2 separate regions of the Homo sapiens genome follow, and region 2 is linked to region 1. The links are chromatin loops, found by intact Hi-C in ENCODE. Cell type or tissue: psoas muscle. All regions are shown on one strand. Each heading gives the region's core, and the rest is flanking DNA. Links, peaks and the distances in the headings are about the cores only.

Region 1 (5,000 bases), core at 1-5,000:
TTTCAAGACTTGTGGCACCTTCAAAGATAGGAATCACATCACACCAGCCACTGCTTCCATATTCTCATCTCTTTCTCTGGCTCTTCTGCCTTCCCATTTCATATGTTAAGGATCCTTGTTATTTCCTTAGATCCATCTAGGGAGATAATGCAGAATAATCTTCTCACTTCAAGATTCTTAACTTAGTGACATTTGTAAAACATGTTTGCCAAGTACAGGTTATAGAGATTAGGGCATGGTCATCTTTGGGGACCATTATTATGGCTACCACACCACCCTATAATTGCACAGAAAAGAACTTTCTGGGAAGTGTATTTCCATTTTAACTAAGCTGGCTCAGAACAAATCCGCCACATAGTGTAAATATTTAATTCAATTCTAACAGGATTTCTAAGGCATATCAAAAAGAAAAAAAAAACCAGCCAACACTATTTTCTTCCCCTTAGTTCACTGATGGAGAGCATTGAATTTAAAAAAAAAGAAGAATACCATACATTTTCATGTTAGCATATTGTAGAAGAATAATTTATAATGGTTCATAAGTTATTGCCAACTTAAATATATATATGTGTGTGTGTATATATATGTGTATATATATATGTGTGTGTGTGTGTATATATATATGTATGTATGTGAATGGCTAGTTACCTGTCCATCTCCACTCACCAAACAGATGTGCCCAAGGTTTACAAAAACGTTATGTTATTGAACATGTTCTCTGTTATGACAGATATAAAGGAAAAGCCTTCTTATATTTTGAGAAACAAGAACCTAGAGTATTGAAAACAAACTACAATTATATTCATCATACACACATGTCAAAATAAAATTTTTTCAGATAATATTTTCCAGTGAAATAAATTTACTATGTGAATGCCTCACTCACTATGTGAGTTATTTCATGCTCATGCTTCATTGTTTTCTCTTTTGCTTTTGATTCCCTTGCTGTGCAGGGATGATGCCTTTTTGCTTTTCTTCCTCAAATCACTGCAGTCTCTTGCCCAGTATACAAGCTTGTTGAGCACTACTTTATTTGAAACAGAGTGAAGCCATCACCAGAGGCTAATTAATTTCTCTAGGGATGCAGAATAAGGCAAAGATATAGGGTGGGAGATGATGTCTTTCTTACATGGTGACGTTTGTATTCAAAGCAAATTTTGTAAATTATCAGGCCGATTTCTTCCTCCTCAGGGATTTGTGGAATGGTTTAAAAAAATGCATGATATATTTTTGAATGCTTAAGAACTGGGTTCCATCCTAAGCTTAAAATTATGATAAATATTGCACCCAGCACAAATTAGGTAAGACCAAATCACCCTGTGGTTGCTATAATTAACTAAAATGATAAAGACTCCTGAATTTGTGTGTGTTGTGTGTGTGTGTATTTCTGCTAGAGCACTACAAGAAGAGCATGAAAGATGCATAGGGAGTTTTATCAGTGAGTGCTGAGAGCACATAAAATAGGGATGCATACATTTATAACAATTCTCATTTTTCTGCTCTAAACGCAGTGTGTGCATTAAAGAGAAGCAGGCACCACCTGTGACCACCATCACCAATTACTTATTATTTCACAATAAAATTATATTTATAAACAATAGGGTCAAAATTAAAGACTATAGTCAAATTGTTGCTTTAATTTTGCCCAGTGGCTTTCCTATTTCAGAACACTGTATAGAAAACTACTGGAATTTTGTGCCTAGAGGGATGATTTTCCTGCTGTGTAGAGCCATATTCCTCTTAAACCCAAGCAATGACTCCCCCATGCCTTCCAAATCAAAGATTAGCTCCTCAGTTTGATGTTCGTGACCTTCCACCATCTGGCTCATAACATTTTTACTTCATATCCTCTTACTTTCCTGTAAAAAATCCCGTCAAGTCAAAGTAAATTTTTCTTTTTTCTCTTAATATTCCCAAATCTTGCTACTTTGCCACCTTTTTTCCTGTACTGAGAAATTTTTTTCTACTCTTTAGAAAAATCTTACCTATCATTTAAAATCTGTTTCCAATACCATCTTCTCCACGTGATATTTCCTTACATTTTACACTGAATATCATCACTTTAGCTTTCAAATGTTCATTCTCTCCTTTTGCTTCCTCTCCCTCTCATTCTCCGCCTCCCTGCGTTCTCTTGCTATAACATATTTCTGTATTTTTGTAATTTAGCTTAGATTTAATTATATGTAAATGAACTACATAAAAGAGGTGTGATTTCATGAACTTTCTCTAAGAGTAACTACCAGTGTTAGTTCACCTGCTTGAGTTGTACTATCAAAAATATGTCTTGGGACAAGGTGTAAGATGCATGTAGATGGACATAACATAATTAAACTTTAAAATCTATTTTCAGGTTTATATTTTACAGTGGAAACTTGAAAAGAAAGAATGTTAAGTATGGAAACATTTTTATGAAATAGTGCTCATTATAGATTATTTTCTTTTTTTTCAAAAGTCAGTACAATTCATAAGCCTCATACATTAGCTCTTCCCTTGCTATTGTTCTAACAGATAAAGAGAAAAAAAATCCCTAGATATTAGGAGGCAAGTGAGAAAGAATTTTTTACTGTGAAGAGGGCAAACTCCAACCTCTTGTATTTGCATGGATATGTGTGAGATATATTAGGAACAGAGTTAAAGATATCAATATTTTGCTGGCAAAGCAACTGGTCCTCAATATGAACCATTGTAAATCGCCTATGTAAAAGTAAAAAATGTTCCACAATAAATACATCAATGATGATAAAAGAAATAAAAGCATCAAATAAGCTAACCAGTGTTTAACAATAAGACACATGTCTTCTATTTCTCCCTATTATTAGAGGATACTTTGCTAAGTGTAGAGTTCTTTAGAGTTTTTGAGTTAAGAGCCCATTAGCATTTCTGTAAAAAGAAGACATGGTCTCAAGATTCCACCATGTGGTAGATGTTGGGATTCCTGATGTGTATGTATCTAAGGTAACTGCTTAATTCGCTGTATATCATCAATTCCACATGTGAGTTCTTTTTTAAAATGTTGCTTTACAAAGTTCCACAATAAAATATTCTCTGCAGTTGTTATTTTAAATTGATTTATTTTTTTAGATGGATTTTCACCTGTCGCCCAGGCTGGAGTGCAATGGAGACATCTCAGCTCACTGCAATCTCTGCCTCCTGGGATCAAGTGATTCTCCTGCCTCAGCCTCCCAAGTAGCTGGGATTACAGGTATGTGCTACCATGCCCAGCTAATTTTTTAATATTTTTAGTAGAGACGGGGTTTCACCATGTTGGTCAGGCTGGTCTCTAACTCCTGAACACAGGTAATCCGCCTGCCTCGGCCTCCCGAAGTGCTGGGATTACAGGCGTGAGGCACCATGCCCAGCTGGATTTTTATTTAAGGGAAAAAAAAGCACCATCCAAAAGGCTTCAAGATCCTTGAGTTTGTTATGAATACACTGGGTAAATAAAACAATTAATAGGACAGTATCTAAGCAAGGCAAATTATTATTTGATTAATCACAATTATAGAAACATAATTATTCATGTTTAGCCTAATGAACTGTTCATATTTCCTGAGAAGATTAAACACTATGCCAAGAAATAGTCAGTTGCAATGTTTATCAATTATTTCTCAAGAAACTCTAAAGAACCCTACACTTAGCAAAGTACCCTCTAATAATACGGGGAAATAGAAGACATGTGTCTTATTGTTAAACACTGGTTAGCTTATTTTGATGCGATCACTGAGAATCATGTTGTCTGTGGAGCTTAATAATTATGAAGGCTACAGGTATTCAATAAAACAAATTAAAAGATGAATTAAATGAAAGTTCTACCGATGACATAAACATCTTCAAAACCCCGTTGGAAGTGATCTATGATAAAATTATTCTTGGTAAAAATTGGATAGGAGAGTTTATTAGCTTAAAATACTACCAAAGATAACTATATGAGGTAATGCATATGTTAATTAGCTAAATTTAACCATTCCACAATACTTCAAAGCATGTTGTCCCTGATAAATGCATACACTTTTATTTATTAATTTAAATAAATAAACAAATTTGAAGGGAAAAATACTACCAAAATTGATACAGTTTCTGTCATAGTTTCTCTTTTTTAGTCATGGGCATGAAAATATAAAGGAATGAAATTTAAAGTATGGCGATATTAAAAAGATGAGAGTTACCTTTTATTTTTGTCTCACATGTCATCAAGGACTATACTCACTTTATGGACCATAGTTGAAAATCATCTGCCAAATCATGAATATGCACCCTCCTATAGTTAATAAAAGATATTCTATGCATGTCATACATTACTTCAGGAATAAAATAATCAGCAGAAATGTGTATCCATTACTTTTGGGGATCGATGAATGTCCCCTGATTTCCAAACTCAAGCTAATGTTAAAAATGAACATTTTCCATGTTTGCATTTCTTTGCACTTCAGAGAAGCAGCTGAGACCAGAAGCAGAAATGCTAATATTCTGTGAGAACAGCTGTTGTTATGGTATTTCTGGACTAGCTGCTTGCAGGAAGATTAAATCTCGCTGTAAAACTTGCATTTTCTCCTAGAATCCTCAGCTCAATTTCATAAATTCGAAAGGTATGGGCAGGTGAGATGCAATTGTGATAAGCAACCCGTCAGGTTATTTCTCTGCATTGCAGCAAGCCTTTAAACTTTTCTCAGCTATAATGCATCTCCATTAATAGTGAGTTTAACGTCATGAGTTACGGTGGAAGCCACAAAAAATATATATCTATTCTGCTTAAAATGAGAAATCCCAAAATTGGAAAAGGAAATCTGGAGTGAGAAAAAAAGCCCTGGAACTTTTTTTTTTTTTAATCTTTGGGGATATAGAGGCGGAGGTTGCAGTGAGCTGAGGTGGCTCCATTGCACTCCATCCTCGGCAAGAAGAGCAAATATCCATAATAAATAAATAAATACATTTAAAATAATAACTGCAGAGAATATGTTATTGTGGAACTTTATAAAGCAACATTTAGAAAAAAGAACTCA
Region 2 (10,633 bases), core at 2,609-7,608, 360 kb before region 1:
TTTCCTGTTTTAACTTGTTCATGTTGTAGAAGACATTTATTGATTTTCTAAGGTTGAACTAGCCTACCATAGTTGGAAAAACTCCTGACTAGTAATGGAATATAATACCATTATACAGTCATCCCTGGACATCGATGGGGGATTGGTTTCAGGACTTCCCCATACCCAAATCCGTGCACACCCAAGTCCCACATCTGACTCTTTGTATATGTAAGTTTCTCATCCATTGAATATATATTTGTGATTTGCATTTGGTTGCAGATGTGGAATCCTCTGATATGAAAGGCCGACTATATTTATTGCAAAAACTGTGCATGTAAGTGGAATCATACAGTTCAAACTCGTGTTGTTTGGGTGTCAACTGCACCTTGTTTTGCTAATACAGTTGTCTCTCATTATCCATGAGGGATATATAAGTTCCTTATATAAAATGTTGCAGTATTTGCAAATAAGTAGAAATTCATTGATGAGAATAAGCATCAATAAGTAGCCCTGGGAAATTTTAAAAGCATTAATACCTGGTTATAAAATTTCATAAATCAATCATTGACATATGAATATAAACGAACAAAAAACTTAAAACCTCCTTATGTGGTAAATAAGGCATATGTAGGAAAATGATTCTACTTGGTTCACTTATGTTTCTGCATACTTTGTAACAGAAACATTGATTCTTTTCTGTTCTGAATTATCTTTTCAAAGATGTGTTATAGCACATTCTTGGAAGAGATTGTGTTTCAGTCAAGAGCAAAGGTTGAGTTTGTAGTCTTAGAAGGCACGATAGCATCTCCCATTGGCAGAAAAAATAGTCATGCTTACTGTCTAATATAAAAGATTCAAATTTCCTAAACTAAAACTAAGCTCTTAAATTCAGATTTCCTTTTCTGAAATGCAATCCCATGAATGTGTAGGTGTCATTTAGAGCATTATGTCACTGAGAAATTATGGTGGGGAACAGGCACAAATTCTGACACTGTTGTTACTACTCTTAAAATGGGTAAGGAAGGCTGTTGTTTCTGACCTTGGAATCTTGTGTCTTCTGCTAGTGTTTATAAGATTGTGACAGATTAATTTGTTGGCTGGCAAGAGAGTAGAATCACAGCATAATAAGGCAATGAAGAACCTTATAAAATCAATTAGTTTGTAAAATGTTAAACTATGTGATATATTTTAACTTGTGTAAAAATATTTAATACTATATTGATATGGTTTGGCTGTGTCCCCACATAAATCTCATCTTGAATTGTAGCTCCCAATTGTTGTGGGAGGGACCCAGTGGGAGGTAATTGACTCATGGGGGTAGGTCTTTCTTGTGCTGTTCTCGTAATAGTGAATAAGTCACATGAGATCTGATGGTTTTATAAAGGGGAGTTTTCCTGCACAAGCTCTATTCTGTTTTCTGCCACCATGTGAGACGTGTCTTTCACCTTCTGCCATGATTGTGTGGCCTCCTCAGCCACGTAGAATTGTGAGTCCAATAAACCTCTTTCTTTTGTAAATTGCCCAGCCTTGGGTATGTCTTTGTCAATAGTGTGAAACGGACTAACATATACACACATATATATGTACATACATGGGCTAGTACAACCTAGATTCGATTGAATTAACTAAGAAAACAACACAATTCTTAACTTTTTATTATTTTTTCATTAAAAATTGTTTTTTCTTTTCTTATTTTCTTAGAATTAATGAGTGGCTCAGAGAAGACTCCCAAATTTTTTTTATCATAATATACACTCTAAAATTTAAATCAGCACGGCCATCTTCCTAAGTGATATGTTTTCTCTAATACATTTAAATCTGATTTAAAAATCACCATTATAAGTATGGTTATATATACATTTATTTAAAATAATTACACTATTAATAATGAAGAGACAACACCACAAAACATGCATAATTCTTAGGATAATGTACACACTTTGGGCCTGACTTTTATAGGCTTCCATTACTGTTGTGTTGTAATTGGAAATTGTTTGTGGCCCTTGTGAATTCCAGGGCAGCAGTCAGCAAATCTTTTTTTAAAAAGAGTCAGATATTACATATTTAAGGCATGCTGTGTATGCGGTCTCTATGGAAACTATAAAACCCTGCTTTGTAGTATAACAGAACCAAAGATGATTCGTCAATTAATAGGCATGGTTATGGTCCAATAAATCCTTATTCATAAACTCAGATAGCTGGCCCACCAGCCATAGTTCTCTAACCCCTACGATATTGTTTGGAAATACAATACACCTACATATATAGTTTGGTGCTCTAGTCTTTTAAGTAATGATTTATTTTCAATGTCCTGAGAGTTAAACAATATGATACAGAATTTGCCTTGATTATGCTCTGGAGGGTGGGTTCTGGTACTGACTCTATCAGTTACAGGCAGGTAATTTAAATCCCCTACTTCAGATTTTTCATGTGCAAAATCAATTACAGGAAGATCTATCTGAAAGAAGAGGTTAGAAAGGAGAAAAACCAATTAGGTTTTCACAACCTGCTTATTCATATTTTAATATCTTTCTAGGAATTCATTAAAAACATCTGCTTAATAAACCTGGGATGATTTTGAAGATCAAATTAGAAAATGTACCTGAAAGTATACTATAAATGATGATACTTAATATGTAAACTTTTATTATTATAACTAGTAAGTGTATTATGTTCCTTATATCTAGCTAAGTGCTATCTGACCCTCTGATTAGGTATAGTCCCATAGCTCAATGGACAATCAATCAACAGATCAGTTGATCAACAATGCCATTTTTATCCTTGATTTTCTGGTATTTTCACTTCTTAAAGAAGATGCTTCTTTACTACTGGTTTTTCAGTCAGCTCTGCTTTAACTTAGCTTGGTTAAGAGAAGACTACATGACTTTGAAATAACCTAGATTTTTAGCATATAACTCCACATTTCACCCATAATTTCTCCCAGTGCAGCCATTTCTTTGAATGGACACTTTCAGTGGAGTGATTATCATATACAGTACTTCTCATAAGATACAGATCTTCTTTAAGTAGTGGCCATCCCTGTCATTTCTTTAAAGCAAAAGCCTGTAGATCATTTTTCTTATATAATTTAACAGTGAAGTGGGTTTAATGCTTTACTAAAGAATTATGGGAATTTTTCTAAAACATGAATTTGTCAGGATATAACTCTAGTGTCTTTATGGGCAATTTTATTTTGAAACATAGTCCAGTGTGAAATCAGTCTACTTGACTTTAAAATTAAACTAAGAAAGCATATTCTGAAATAATTTTAAAGCACTGTCTCTATCCACATGCCCTTTTTCTGAAACTAGTAAATGCATCAAGAGGTACATTTAGAAATGGGATTAAATGCAAGTCACTTCATTTTCAGAGTCCCATAGTGACACGTTGCAGGACACATGAAGATACAGTGGTTATTTGTCTTTTTTATCACTAGTTGGCTTAGATTTTTTATTCATCTCTGTTACTCCTTTCTGAATTGATCCTAATTGATCATGCCAAAAAGTTATCTCTTTAATAATCACAGAACATAATACAGAGCTGTGTGCTTAATAAGTGATCAATGAAATCATAAATTAGGCTCTTAGGATAGGTATAAATTATCCTTACTAAATTCACTTATCCAAAAAGAGGAATGGTTAAAACTGTGCTAAGAGAGACCATTGCTCTTTTTGGGTCATAGACACCTTCTATTTCAAGATAATAAGAATTAAATGAACTGCAGCAGCCTGAATGTTATCATGCATTTATGGTGCATGAATTTACACCAACATTATTTTTAGAGAGCCTATGTCAAACTTGGGAAAATGTGCCAAGCAGGTGAAAGTTTCTCTATGGCTTCTTATAAATTAACTAAAGATTTGGATTTTACAAGTGTAAAAAAAAAAAAACTTAGTAAACTGGCCCCCAAAAAATCACAAGATGAAGAGAATCTTTAAGAGTATACAATCTATTCTTTCAATTTCTCAGATTTATTACATTTGATAATATGATGACATCTTCTACAATTTAATTGAAGTCATGGAAAATTTGAAAACATAAAATTTCATATTAGTCTTATATCAAAGATCATTAGCATCACACCTTATCAACTGGAGAATTCAATTTAGGGACTTCCATAAACATGTAATACACTTTGTACAAACACTATCATAGAACCCATATTTCTCAGAGGTATCTACGAAAATATCCTGAGAAATACTGTGAAGGATTTTATTGTTCTTAAAATCCAGATGCGTTATTTCCTTACTCTATTTCCTAATCTAATATTTGCTAAACATAAATTACAGGGTACAGTAATGTATACATTTAAGTTTGCTTTTTATCACTCTTGGTAAGTCAAATGAGATAAAATTTAATTTAGGAAATTAAATGCATAAAATTATTAGAAGATTCCATTTTTAAAAGTCTAGGAGAAAGTTTACTACATAGTTTCCATTTGGTTATCAGGGATTAGAAAGTTACCAGATTTGCAGGAAAATCTCTACGATCACAGATGTCTATAGCACTTGACAGGAAATTTACGGAAAAAAATAATAAAGCCTCAAAGGCGTAGAATATTGCTTCCTTCGATGTCCATGGTCTGCTTACCGTTACTGGAATAATCAGTTTTGTTTTTTAATTTTTCACCTTCCAGAACTCACAGAACTTCCTCTTCTGGTAGAGTTAAAATTAAAATAATGAGAATGGAGGGGAAGTTCGGCCCATTTCTGCCATCAAGCTGTCAGCAAGAAAAATAGAAACTACTCTTTCCTGAAGATAGGTATTTACTATAGGAAATGATACACCAAAAAATCCTTTTGAATGCTGAAGAGGTCATGGTCAAAAAAAATATTGCTAGCTCTCAAATTCATTCTTTGATTTTTAAAAAATCATTAATTTGCAAAAATACAAGAAAACTTCTGACACTAATCTCAACTGCCTATGTCACCAAACAGGGAAATTTTCATGGAAATACTAAAGAGCTGCACAAATTAATATCTGCCAAAAACCATGCACATGCCTGAGGCTATTGAGGAAAATTAATGGGTTTTCTTCTCTTCTGCCTTCCAAATTGGCTTTATTTCTCTGCCTTTCAAACTTTTCACCAGCAAAACTTAACAAGAAACTTGCTGGAAATGCTTCCTGTCCCTAAGATGTCAGGAAGTGCTAAGAGATGATGGGCAAGATTGTTGGTTAAAATATATCATTTTCTCTGTTTGTTGTCACCCACATTCAATCCATTATCAAGTTCTGTTGAGTATACCTCTTAAACAGATATCAAATTTATTCAGTTGTCTCTATGTCTACCATTATTATCCAATTACAAGCCAACATTCTTACAAGGACTATTGCAATGACTCTTAACTGGTCTCTAAATACTTCTAATACTAGATTTGTCTCCTTCACATTTGTTCAGCTGCCAGAGTCATTCTTCTAAAGTGCTTATTGCAATATGTCATGCCACTACCTAAATTACTTTATGTCTTACTCTGCATTTAAATAATATCAAACTCCTCAGCATAGCGCCAGCAATAAAAAAAATTAACATTCATTAAGTAGTTACTATGTGCAAGAAATATACCATGCACTGTCTATTTGGTATCTCATTGAAGCATTAGAAATACCATGGGAGGTGGATATCTTTATTATGTCCATTTTGTCAATAATAAGTTGAAACAAAAAGTGATAAACAACTTATGGCCACTCAGCAAGTTAATATGAAAACTCGTGATGGTCTGTGCTGCATTCCTGAGCTAGCTACTTGTCATTCTTCCAAATTCATTCTCTTTTCTCTCACTCACAATGGTCCAGACCCAATCGATTACTTTCATTTTTTTGCACATACTGATGTCTATCTTGATATATTGCCTTGCACATATTATTTTTAATCTGTGAAATAGTTTCCTGCTATTATTTGTAGAACTTATTCTTCAAGTCCTGATTTAAATATCTCCCAAGATAAGACTTTTAAGACTATTCTATTTATAGATATTTTTTACGATTATTTTCTGTATATCTTTAGAAAACATGTCTACACTTGTCAAAATTGTAATTACATATTCTATTGTTAACTTATTTTCTGTTTCTTTAGATGCACTGTAAGTTGCAGAGTCTGTTTCTAAAACACTAGCAATTTTGTATCTTGACCAACGTTTTGTTCAATGTGGTCACTCAGTAAATATGAATGAATAAATGGAGATCTCAGCTGCTCAAGTTTGAAAATTATATACAATTTACAAAACCAACTATCAAGTCATTCTTAGCATTACACTAATGTTCTATGTTGGATGTCCCAATTTCTCCAACAGCTGCTCTTCTCAAGAAATGAAACAAATTTGTCTATTTTCTGACAGTTACTCAAATTTAAGCCACAAAAGTTTCTATTGACCTATTCATGAATGGTAGATTATGGAGCTCTTCCTGGTCCCAACCAGGTGAATTTAATAGTTCAAACATGGTGGGGACGACCAACTCTAGAATGGCCTATATGACAACTGCTAGAAAGATGTGACTATTTAACACTTGAAATAAGGCTAGTCTGGATTGAAAAGTTGTGTAAATATAATATACACACAGGATTTCAAAGACTTTATGTGAAAATAAAACAATACATAGTATCATATCAATAATTTTATACTGACGCATGTTGAAATGATAATATATGGTACATACTGAGTTAAGTAAAATATAGTACTGCATTAATTTTACTTGCTTATTTTAAAAAACATAGCTTATATATCTGAAATCTATGTCTTGTCATATAATTCTGTTAGCCAGTTCTGGAACAACTTGTTCCAAAGGTTGTCAGTTTTATTAAGTTCTTTCCTTGCATTTACTTTTCCTAAATTGAAACATTTGCTGAAGTTAATTACCCTAAGCAAGGGACCCCCCAGCGGATCACAACTCAACAAAATCTGTGACGCTGCCAGCAGATCACAATTCAACAAAATCTGTGACACTGAAGAAATCATATGTGGCTTCAAGAGCTACCTCAGGCATGCCATAACCTAGCCACATTTTGTTTTGTTTTGTTCATTTCTTTTTTTATTTTTATTTTATTATTATTATACTTCAAGTTTTAGGGTACATGTGCACAATGTGCAGGTTAGTTGCATATGTATACATGTGCCATGCTGGTGTGCTGCACCCATTAACTCTTCATTTAGCTTTAGGTATATCTCCTAATGCTATCCCTCCCCACTCCCCAACCCCACAACAGTCCCCAGAGTGTGATGTTCCCCTTCCTGTGTCCATGTGTTCTCATTGTTCAGTTCCCACCTGTGAGTGAGAACATGTGGTGTTTTGTTTATTTCTTTAGGAAATTTTTTGTTCCACGTAAAAGTTTAACTCTTTACCTCCCGTCAACTGAGTTCTCATGGTCAGAAATCATTTGATGTTGGCGTGTATCATATCCATTCCATGCCTATGGAGGATATAACAATATGTTCAACTGGAAAATGGAAAAGTAACTTGACAGATTCATCTCATCCCAACAGTAGGTCATTTTGATATAAAATATGTAATTAGTTTTTCCATAGCCATTCCTCTACCCACAACATTTTGTTTTGTATTGCTTTGCTTTAAACCAGGTATTATAATTACTATCCTGCTACTTCTTGCTAATTTTTATACACAGTCATTTTTAAAAATAAGGTACAAATGACATATTTATTCTTTTACCCCAGCAGCATATTTCAGGAATTTTATCTGAAATAAACATAAACGTACCAGTACGAAAAGATATGAATATATATAACGGATGTATGTTGACATTATTTCCAAGTGTTACACATTGCAATATTCTCAATGCTATTTATGTGAGATGATACCATACTGCTGAGTAACTCCATTATTTTTTTTACTTATCAAAATACTGCATATATCCATCACAATCAATGCACATTTACTAAAATCTGCACAGTATAAATGTACAATTGTTTATTCAACTTTTATCTCATATTTTCAATTCTTTCTTGATAATAGTGTGCACCAACTTGGCTAGGCTATGGCATCCAGTTATTTATTCAAAGACTTCTTTAGATGATTCTTTTTCAGGAAGTATTTTTTACATGTAATTAATATTTAAATCAGTAGCCTTTTAATAAAGCAGATTACTCGTCATAATATGGATGAGACTCATCCCATTGGTTGAAGGCCTTAAGAGCAAAGACTGAAGTTTCCCGAAAGAAGAAGGGATTTGGCCTCAAGACTACATTAAATCTCACCTGAATTTCCAGCTGGCTGGCTTGTACTACATATTTGAACTTGCTAATGGCCAATCTTATAAGCCAGTTCCTTAAAATAATAATTAAAAAAAAAGACTCCATTTCTCTCTCTCGCTCTCTACACACAAATACACACACACACACACACACACACACACACACCCCACACACACACTTAATATTGGTTCCATTTTTTTTGGGGGGGAGAATCCCAACTAATATTGCTATTCATTATTGTCTGTATAATTTTAAATATATTTCTTAGTTTCTTGAGGTGCGTCATGAATTTTGGATAGTTTCACCCAGAGTTGTCATAAGGTGTGACAAAAAGTTTTCATAATTATATTTAGGTTTTAGAACTATCATTTCAACTGCAATGTATGAAACATGCTGTATTTTATGGGGCGAGATCTAAAGATCAGTTAGTTTGACACTCTAAAGGAAGAGTAATGTTGTTCATTACAGGAAGACCGTATGGGTTGTTAAGAAAATGAGATACATAACTTTCCTTTTTTACATGAAAATAATTATTTATAGTGACACTTTTTTTTTTAATACTGAGTTTCACTCTGTCGTCTAGCTGGAGTGCAGTGGTGCAATCTCGTCATGCTGCAACCTCCGCCTCCCAGGTTCAAGTGATTCTCCTGTCTCAGCCCCTTGAGTTGTTGGGATTACAGGTGCACACCACCACACCCAGCTAATTTTTGTATTTTTAGTAGAGACAGGGTTTCACCATGTTGGCCAGGCTGGTCTCGAACCCCTGACCTGAGGTGATCAGTCCAACTCAGCCTCCCAAAGTGTTAGGATTACAGGTGCGAGCTGCCGCACTGGGCCTATAGTGACACATTTTAAGGTATGATCAAAATAGTGAGTGGTTACAGTGAAGAAGATGAATTATCTGTAGAAATATTTACATATCCATAATGAAGATTGGATTTTTTTCAGAGAAAGATGTGATCAAAAAATGAGGACAATGAACAGAAAATTGTTAGGCAACAGTAACAGGAGGAGTCAGATGTAAATAAATGAAATTTCCAATTCACAAATGAACCTAGTATAATGGCAATGTGAAAGATAGTAAGCAGCATATGTAGTAGGGTACTGCCGGAGGAACAGAAACACTATCCTTACCCGAGTTAGGTTTCAATGATATTCAGTAAGGAAGAAAGAAGCCTTCCTCAACAGCTTGATTCTAGAGTTGATTTTTATATGAGACAGTTGTTAAAAACCATCTGCAGACTCTTTGTGGATGACTTAAATACACCATACCGTTTGTCATCATTATGGATCACATGGGTGAATTTTGAAATAGGTGTTGAATAAATATTGGATAAATGAATAAATCAATGAACTTATAATGCCACAAGTTTATCCATTTTAATCTATTAATTGTATGAAGTTATCTCATTGATTTTTTAATATTCCTTTTATAATTTAGTAATATCGTTATTGTACAAATGACTGAAAGGATTTGAAAGTGGCCTAATTTTGGAAACCCTCTCAAAGAAGTACCCAGTAAGTACCTGGTAGCCATTCATATTTAAATTGGATTTTTACTTTGATGTTCTAAGTGTATCATATCACAGGCACATAATGAGAATCAATAAGAATTTTATAAATTATTTAGCCAACTTAAAGGATTCCTGATACCTTAAGAAAGTATAGATATTGAAATGGTTTACTCTAATTAATAATTGTGCATATGTGCAGTAACGTGTAAAAATGCTCCTGTTAAAACATGAAATCAATCATTACAAATTTCTGAAATTTAAATTCCTTATGCTTGAGAATAGCAACTTTGATTATACAAAATGTAAGCCATAAACAAAATTAACAAATATGTTTCTTAACCTTCAGTAAGATTTTTTTTATGATGGAAATTGAAAGCACATGGTGGAATCTGGTGTGAAAACAGCTCAAAGATTTCCATCTGTGTGATTTTGAATAAATCTGAGCTTCTCTGTGCCTTTGTTTTCTCATAGGCTGAATGGTGATAATAAAACTATTTTTCGGTGACTTAAAGTATATAAAGCAATTCAGATAGATCCTGGAACATAGTAGTGTTTTTCTGAGTATTAGTTATTTTATGTAGTTTTGAAAATAATATGTTTAAATTCACCTATACCATTACTGTATTTCTGTCCATCATATGATTGTTGTATCTAAGGGACTATAAATCTCAAATTTATTTAATAAGAAATTTTGTTCCATAAACATTGTTAGATTTAGTTAATTTAAACTAAGAATTAATAGAGTCCAAGAACTTGAAAGGATGCATTCAGTTTTAATCACTTACAACGCCTACCAAAATAAGTTCACATTAAGCCAATAATCATCACTTTTCTAGTGAAAATAATATTAATATAAAGAATGGGAGACTGGCAGGGCACAGTGGCTCATGCCTGTAATCCCAGCACTTTGGGAGGCCAAGGCAGGTGGATCAC

Evidence for each region. A loop is a pair of places that touch in the nucleus more often than their neighbours do. Peaks named below come from ENCODE experiments on the same cell type or tissue, not always from the same donor. Only the 100,000 strongest peaks of a DNase experiment are listed, where the experiment ranks them.
Region 2: it touches region 1 in a loop (3-fold over the local background); 13 of 110 quality-filtered maps call a loop at or near these places.

What each region holds. Positions count from the first base shown.
Region 1 is chr18:66,122,510-66,127,509 of GRCh38, reverse strand. No RefSeq gene overlaps it. Among named protein-coding and RNA genes, the nearest start is that of CDH7, 370 kb to the right of the region's middle. In psoas muscle, for the core only: a CTCF peak has its summit at 2,921; no DNase peak of the experiment used is centred there.
Region 2 is chr18:66,479,285-66,489,917 of GRCh38, reverse strand. No RefSeq gene overlaps it. Among named protein-coding and RNA genes, the nearest start is that of CDH19, 120 kb to the left of the region's middle. In psoas muscle, for the core only: no CTCF peak of the experiment used is centred there; no DNase peak of the experiment used is centred there.